Regions from separate parts of the Mus musculus genome. Here region 1 is linked to region 2. The links are chromatin loops, found by intact Hi-C in ENCODE. Cell type or tissue: left cerebral cortex. All regions are shown on one strand. Each heading gives the region's core, and the rest is flanking DNA. Links, peaks and the distances in the headings are about the cores only.

What was found. Hi-C counts contacts between places; a loop is a spot of excess contacts. Peaks named below come from ENCODE experiments on the same cell type or tissue, not always from the same donor. Only the 100,000 strongest peaks of a DNase experiment are listed, where the experiment ranks them.
Region 1: a loop joins it to region 2, with 17 times the contacts of the local background. A loop is called at or near these places in 12 of 42 quality-filtered maps.

The regions. Positions count from the first base shown.
Region 1 is chr6:130,304,290-130,308,692 of GRCm38, reverse strand. It overlaps the pseudogene Klra13-ps. Among named protein-coding and RNA genes, the nearest start is that of Gm24072, 14 kb to the left of the region's middle. In left cerebral cortex, for the core only: no CTCF peak of the experiment used is centred there; no DNase peak of the experiment used is centred there.
Region 2 is chr6:130,066,351-130,070,753 of GRCm38, reverse strand. Klra4 (killer cell lectin-like receptor, subfamily A, member 4) reads left to right here and starts at 3,483. Exons shown (of 7, transcript NM_001252577.1): 1 at 3,483-3,575. In left cerebral cortex, for the core only: no CTCF peak of the experiment used is centred there; no DNase peak of the experiment used is centred there.

The sequences.
Region 1 (4,403 bases), core at 133-4,132, 240 kb before region 2:
AAAATAGCAACATAATAGAAGATTTCCAAAAGTCGATTAAAAAATTGTGAGCAGACAAGTTTAAGTCCATCTTTTTCCCAATGGTTTTGCGAAAGACACAGGTTTTGCTCTCTGTGCAGGAATGCTAGTCTTTTCTGCCTTCAAATATCATGTATAGACATTTCTTTTGCAGCATCTGGCAAAATATTTTGCTTCTTTCCCTTGCCTTCAGACTCAGCTTTCAAAAGCAATTTCCTCTTTTTGATTTGGTCAAGAGGAGGGGCAGAAAACCATGAGATTGAGTGTTGCTCAGAGGAAATTTAGTTCTGCCTTTCTTCTTGGAGCCTCTAAGGGGATACAGACCAGGAAAGACCCACATTACCCCAACAGGGACATCCATTCCTTCTACCCACCTCACTTCAGCTAGAGTCACAGGTAACAATAGCTGCTTTTATTGTTTTTCTATCAAATGTTCAAATAAACTCTAGAGAATTTCATATGGTGTGACTTGAGAGCAGGATTGATGGGAGCCCTTTTGGCTGTGTTATATCAGGTTAAATCTGGCAGCATGTGAAAACTGTTATTCTGCACTGGTGATTTTCTTTCAGAGTATGTGGGAACTTGTGCGCTAAGAAATCAAGGTAGAGGAATCTATGGAGTTCATGACTCTTTAACTGGATTACATGTTTATATATTACCTATTTGAAAGATGTGATAATAGTATCCTGGTAAAGTGTGTCAGCGTGTAAATGTACTGCCTACTGAATAGCTGAGTTTGATCCCTGTAAATCAAAGAGAAGTAGAGTGGGAGAACTCACTTTGAAAATGTGTCTTTTGGACACATGCACATTGGCCTGTGCACACCCAAACTAAGAGCAATATTAATAAATAACCATGTGGAAAATGATTCTCAAATTGAAGGATGTCTTTTGTCAAGAAATAAGTCAAATGGTGAATCACTTCAGAAAACTTCATAAATTAAAAAATAGAAAAGAATGCTATTACAAGCGCAGCTTGTCTTTACTATCTGCTGGTTCTTAGCTCATTTATTAATGTAAGGGTAATGCCAATTACAATTGTTTACTCTTTGCTAATACATTGATATCTATTATCAGATTGTATCTTTTATGGGCATTAGATCATGTATGCTGCATAGTGAATTTTTTTTTCATATAACTTCCTCTTGCAACATTAGGTATGAGTTTGTTTTATGTGACATGACTGTGTAGATTTAAGATTGAAAAGTTGTATTGTATCCTCTATGCCTTTTTCTATTGCTCATGGGACCCCACTGGCAAAGTTCCCTTTCTACTTTCCTGGTTGCTTCAGTTACTAAAGATAACAAATCATTTCTGAAGACTTTGAGCCAGAAGCCTCAGATTGCCTTGCTTGGCCTGAATTATCCCACTCAGTAGGATCTTTTTGAATCCACTTACCTAGTCCAAGCATGGAGATGAATGTGTAGACTGTGGCCTGGTGGAGACGTTGGACATCTCAGCTGGCTGGGGCTTCAAACCAAGAGATATTTATGTGTCTTGAGTTACCTGCAGTAATGTCTGGAAAACTATGAGAGTCGTGTATTTAAAAAGGCTGAAATATCATTTATTATTATTTGTTTATCAAATGTGTAAATAATTTTAAAGCAACATTTTTTATTTATTCCTAAATCATTGACTCTGTTATTTGAAGAGATTGTTTATTTTTTTTCAATGATTTTCAGTGGTAGCACTTTTACCTAACATTTTTATGTGCTGAATATTTTGATCAAACAGGCTGTGTCCATAAGTATATTGCCATAGAAGTAAATTTTAATTCTTCCGTATTTCCTAGAAATTGCTGTTACTATTAGAAATATAATCGGTCATCAGTGGAAAGAGAGGTCCATTGGTCATGCAAACTTTATATGCCTCAGCACAGGGGAACACTAGGGCCAAGAAGTGGGAGTGAGTGCGTAGGGGCGTGGGGGATAGGAGGGTATGGGGGACTTTTGGAATAACACTGGAAATGTAAATGAAGAAAATACCTAATTAAAAAAAAGGAAAACAAAGACACGAAATATAAACAATTTTAACTCAAATCGGCAAATGTTTCTCACATGTAATGGAAATCGAGGTCAGTCCATGTTGCAGTGTTTGGATGATTAAGGAGTAAATCAAACCCCACCCTTTCCCAACCTTCTGTATCATCAGATCCAGGTGCATTCCAATAGGTTGGCACTTTAATGTTTTCTTTAGAAATCACTCAAGGACATATTTTAAAAGAAAACATACTCTACATCCTCCCAAGATGAGTGAGCAGGAGGTCACTTTCTCAGCTGTGAGATTCCATAAGTCTTCAGGGTTGCAGAACCGGGTGAGGCTTGAGGAGACAGGGAAGCCTCGAAAAGCTGGCCTCAGAGGTAAGTGCCTTAAGTGTCTAAAAACACTTTTTAAAAAATTGTACTTTAAATTTTTAGCAATTTAAAAATATTCCACTACCTTTTTTTTTTTTTTTTTGAAATGTATAGTGTTCCATTTCATCTGGGATTAGTTATGCATAAGGGTGAGAGAGAAGAAAAGAGTGTTAGTTGGAGGGTAATTAGCTACAAAATTGGTCAAAATTAAGATGAAAAAATAAAGCAATCAAGTTTTAAAATTAAAAAAAAAACAGAAAGAAAAATATAACCTTTCTGGTTTTTAGATGATTATTGGTAAGGGAATAAATCATATATACTGAGTAGAATAATGGGAATCTGAAAAAAAAATGAAATTACTTGAGAATCAAGGATAGATTAAACCATTAGGACACTAGTAGTAGTAGTAGTAGTAGTAGTAGTAGTAGTAGTAGTAGTAGTAGTAGTAGTATTTAGTCTAGTCAAGAAGAATTCTGAAATCTTTAAAGCTAACATAAAAACTAGTGTTTAAAAAACCATGAAATGTTTTAGAGAAATGAACTCCTAAGGACATGAAGCATTTATGCATTAGAAACAACACTTTAATCTGGCAGTGGTGGTCCATGCCTTTAATCCTAACAGTTGGGAGACAGAGGGAGGTTGATTTCTAAGATTGAGGCCAGCCTGGTCTACAGAGTGAGTTCCTGGATACCCAGGGCTACACAGAGAAACCCTATCTTGAAACCTTCCCCTAACCCCACCAGAAAAAAAAAAGATAAAAGAAAAGAAAAGAAAAGAAGAGAAGAGAAGAGAAGAGAAGAGAAGAGAAGAGAAGAGAAAAGAAAAGAAAAGAAAAGAAAAGAAAAGAAAAGAAAAGAAAAGAAAAGAAAAGAAAAGAAAAGAAAAGAAACAATACTCTCATGCAAGAAGAAAGTGGTTTTTTGGTTTGGTTTGGTTTTGGTTGTTTTTTTTTTTTTTTTTTTTTTTGAGACAGGGTTTCTCTGTATCGCCTGGCTGTCATGGAATTCACTCTTGTAGAACAGGCTAGCCTTAGGACTCAGAAATCCCCCTGTCTCTGCCTCCCAAGTGCTGGGATTAAAGGCATGAGCCACCACGCCAGCCTAAGAAGAAAGTGTTTTAATTGTTATTAACATCCAAACTTTCAACCTAACAGACAAACTAGGTTCTGAAAAGGCAAACAAAATCCTAAGGAAATGAAGCATATGCATTAGAAACAATGCTTTTATTCTTGAGGAAAGTATTTTAATAGTCATAAATATCAAAATATTTAATGTAACTAAGCAAAAACTGTTGTCAGAACAGAAGAGGAAGTTTCTTCCTGAGAATAAAGTTGCAGATGAAGAGAGAGGGGATAAGAGGATTAGTCTGTGTTGGAATGAGCAAACCCCAGTTTGAGTTCCCAAAAATATCAAGAATCATTTTGTTTATTACTGAAACTGAGGTAATGTCAAATTTTATCCATTTTAGTTGCTCTATACACATTGCCATAGCTGTGCTCCAAGATGAAATCTTTTTCTTTTTTGATATAATGGTAAACAAAGGCATGAGTTTCAGATTCTAAATGCCTTAGATACACCAAAATATTTAGTATTTAGTAGTTAGTAGTTGGACTACATGCCCTTGCTTGATATCTTATACTTGGATAGTATCCATACCTTGAGTGCCTTCTGTAGAATGCACTTTTGTTCCTATAGAATTGGGTGAGGGCACATGCCTGTCATCTAGCTCCTTCTAAGCTGGGTCAGGAGGATTCATTGTACAAGGCCAAGGCCTGGTTCAAAATTTTCTGAAACTTCATATTTGTAGGTTTTCTAGAGTCTGTATATTTTAGGTCAAAATCTGCAATTTTGAGTGTATTTTTTAGTCAGTTCATATGATAGACTTGTGCAAAATTTTCCCTTGTTTCCATGCTACACAAATTGTAATTTTGAGATGTGGTCTATTAATAGAGATTTTCTTGCTTTGTTTTGATGATTTAAGTGTGTTCAGTTCCCTTGCAGCTCATTGTGATAGCTCTCGGGATCCTCATTTC
Region 2 (4,403 bases), core at 135-4,134:
GTGCCCTCCCTATTCTATCCTTCCAAACACCTGCAATCTTAGAAAATCTAGCCTGTGTCTTAGAGAAGCTTCTGGAAGCTAAAATGCTCAAAAAAAGTCAACATAAAAAACAACCTTCTCTTGAAATCTACCCGGTTCTTCCAGTATTCTAGATTACAGTTACTCTAAACCTAAGAAGGAGGTGAACCAATCTTTATGACCACATGAAAACATAAGCTTAAAGTATCAGTCTTTTGATCATATCAATATGATAGGCAAAGACTGGAGTGCCCCCCCCAGTAATGTTTGATATTGAATGCAACTTACTATTCATTTGCCAGGTTATGATTAAAAACATTATTTGAAGCTTCAAATGGTGATTCATACATTTAATCCCAGAAACTGGGAGAAAGAATCATTCAATCTCTGTGATTTTTGAGGCCAACCTGTTTTATGTGGTAAACTCCAACCCAGATAGGGCTAAATAGTGAGGCCCTGTCTTGCACACAAGAAAACAAAATGCTATTTGTGTATCTTATTAAACCTTCACAGCAACCCTATAAAGAAACAGCACTTCTGATGTACTGTGGTGGAAGAATCTGTGAATGATGGGACTTACATGAAGTCACAAGTGCCTGGTTTGGTGTTTCCACTCATGATGCCCCAGCTGGCAGACTCATGCTTCATGGGAAACTAAAATCGATGCTCCTTTAAGTGTCAATTTTATCCATATTCCATGCATGAATTAATGATGTATTTGGAGTATAGGTTCATAGTGTCCTTAAGTCATTCAGCTGACTTCTTCAGAGTCTTTTCTGAGAAAAGCTGAGACAGCACAAGCATCTGCCTGCACAGGGACACTGTGACCACTTTGTTCAGCACTGCTGCTTCTCCACCCCCCTTCCCATATCCTCTGTGTGTATGTGTGTATATGTATGTGCGTGTGCGTGTGCATGTGTGTGTGTGTGTGTGTGTGTGTGTGTGTGTGTAGTTTATAAATGGAATGATTCCCCGAGAATTAAGGGTTACAGACAAAAGTGACTATCTGGAGGTGTTATGGAATCATTCACACTGCATCCACAGAACTTTTATTACACTGTTGAGATGATGTAAAGTCTGTCATCTGTTTCAATGAAGGTCAGGTACATGATAATGGCAGACTTAAGTGGTAACTCATACATATTTGTGTTAAAGTATCAAAAACTGGAATTTGAATTGTTTTAGTGGGTAAAAGCACTACAGCATAGCCTGATGACAGCCAAAAAAATTGTTTCATTGAATTCTCTGTAGAAGAAAAGAGCTAACCCCAAAGGTATTCCTCTGTATACCACATGGCTTGTATGCACTCAAGCATTTGTAAGCATACACACATGAAACAATAATGATCAATATAAAAGTTCTTTTCGTACATCTATAAAAATAAACAATTTAAGGAGACAGACCTTGGTCATATAAGAAACAGGCAACACTGTCTATTGATAAGCACATGAATAGTTTATGAACTGGGAGAAAAGAAAATGGAGGTGGAGTGAAAGAAAGACCTAAAGAAGCCACTGAGTAGGTATAATTCAAGGCTGGCTGAAATTTAGTTTAGTAATGGAAGAGAAAAGCAGGTGGTCCCCTCCTACCTATTCTATTAGGCATCAGGCTTGACAGTCTATCTTCAGTTCCTCTTCTAGTCTTGAGCCATCCACAATTTCCCAGTGCATGGTTAATCACTGTCTCTTGAGTTAAAAAACAATTTAAAATGTTCTCATGAAAAACAAGCCAGCCAGTTGGAAAACCTACAATCAAATGAAAATAAAGTTTTTTGAAAGTTGTGAACATATTTAAAATTGGTGTACTCATAGCAATAGACTATTGAAATCAAATAGTCTTTAACTTCCTCTATCTATTCTGTTATTATCATTGATTGTGTTACTATCATTGTCATTTTTACTATTATTGTTGTTATTATGATTACTCTGTTGTATGAGGTCAAGACTCTGTACATGCCCTACCCTGAACCATACCCTCAATCCCAGTGAAGTGTCTAATGTATCTAGCATGTGAATCATCACTAGAATGTGCAACCTCAGTAGAAATGTTTGCACAGCAAGGGCTTTCAAAGAAGGTCTACTGATGCAAAATCCAGCTTTCACCTTAAACGGAATAAATGATAGTGTGTTCTGGAAATATTTTAAGAGATCATGGTTCCATGTTCAAATGTAGAAGCAGTTTCATAAAGTTTTGAGGTTTTTAAGAATATAGAAAATCATAAATATATCATACAATTTTATTATGCATTTGTTCGTACATCAGAGAGGTAATAACAGAAAGATTAGAAAAGATTTTCCACAGGTCATCAGAAGACACTCTAAGCCTTCAGGTAAATGGATATTAATAGTCAGATGTGTTCATAGATTTCATGAAGTTTTTATTTACTAATCAAAGGATGTTAGTTCTGACACAGGTTACTTAAAGGGCTAGAGCTAGCCGCTGGTAAGATAAATAGTCCCTAGACCCATAGCATGACATCAAACTCGCCTTTATGTACTTTAAATCAGCTGATTGAAACACCTTCTTAGCAGGAATTCTCATCACAAACCCAATGACAAAATTCACAGAAGAAAAATCACCTCATCTCATCTCTAAAAATCAGTTGTGAATATTTTCATCCTAACTGATAGATTGTAAATGAAGTAGATATCATGTGATAATCTATATCACGGATCTTAAAATATGTATCTCTTTGAATCCCATGACTTCATGTATAAAATATCTTTCTTAGTATTTTCTAAAGACGGGAAAGAGTAAGGATAGAGGACTGTGAGTGTGAGAGCAGCTTGTGATACATAGGAAGGTACAACTATCTCAAAACAACCACTACCACCACCACCACCACCACCACAAAAACAAACCAAAAAACAAAACATCAGAAGAAAACCAAAATGAAGCATGAGTCTATAGCCCAGGGATAAAGTATTTGCTGAGCATGCTCATTGTCTTAGATTTGATACCCCAGTACCATGAAAATATCAGCAGTAAACCTCTTTATATGGAATGACATCACTGTTCACAGTCTATATTACCTATGATTAAAAATCTAGAAGCATGTACAGGCAGACTTTACCAGTGGAAATGTGCTTTAAAGGCATTTCTAATACACACTAAGATGCAATTAGCATGATTCAACATCAAAACATTAATATAAAAAATAGCAACATAATAGAAGATTTCCAAAAGTCGAATAAAAAATTGTGAGCAGACAAGTTTTAAGTCCATCTTTTTCCCAATGGTTTTGCTAAAGACACAGGTTTTGCTCTCTGTGCAGGAATGCTCATCTTTTCTGTCTTCAAATATCATATATAGTCATTTCTTTTGCAGCATCTGGCAAAATATTTTGCTTCTTTCCCTTGCCTTCAGACTCAGCTTTCAAAAGCAATTTCCTCTTTTTGATTTGGTCAAGAGGAGGGGCAGAAAACCATGAGATTGAGTGTTGCTCAGAGGAAATTTAGTTCTGCCTTTCTTCTTGGAGCCTCTAAGGGGATACACACCAGAAAAGGCCCACATTACCCCAACAGGGACATCCATTCCTTCTACCCACCTCACTTCAGGTAGAGTCACAGGTAACAATAGTTGCTTTTATTGTTTTTCTATCAAATGTTCAAATAAACTCTAGAGAATTTCATATGGTGTGACGTGAGAGGATGATTGATAGGAGCCCTTTTGGCTGTGTTATATCAGGTTAAATCTGGCAGCATGTGAAAACTGTTATTCTGCACTGGTTATTTTCTTTCAGAGTATGTGGGAACTTGTGCGCTAAGAAATCAAGGTAGAGGAATCTATGGAGTTCATGTCTCTTTAACTGGATTACATGTTTATATATTACCTTTTTGAAAGATGTGATAATAGTATCCAGGTGAAGTGTATAAATGTACTGCCTAACGAATACCTGAGTTTAATCCCTGTAAATAAAAGGAAAGTGGAGTAGGAGAACTCACTTTGAAAATGTGTCTTCTGGACACATGCACATTGACTTGTGCACACCCAACCTAAGAGCAATATTAATAAATAACTATTTGGAAAAGAACTCTGTAATTGAAGGATGTCTTTTGTCAAGAAATAAGACAAATAGTGAATCACTTCAGTAAACTTCATAAATTAAAAAAAAAAATAGAAAAAAAAGCTATCACACATGCAGCTTGTATTTACTATCTGCTGTCTCTTAGCTCAGTTATTAATGTAAGAGTAATGCCAGTTACAATTTTTTACTCTTTACTAATACATTGATACCTATTATCAGATTTTATCTTTTTGGGGCATTAGACCATGTATGCTGCATAGTGAAATTTTTTTTCATATAACTTCCTCTTGCAACATTGTGTATGAGTATGTTATATGTGACATGACTGTGTAGACTTAAGATTGAAACGTTGTATTGT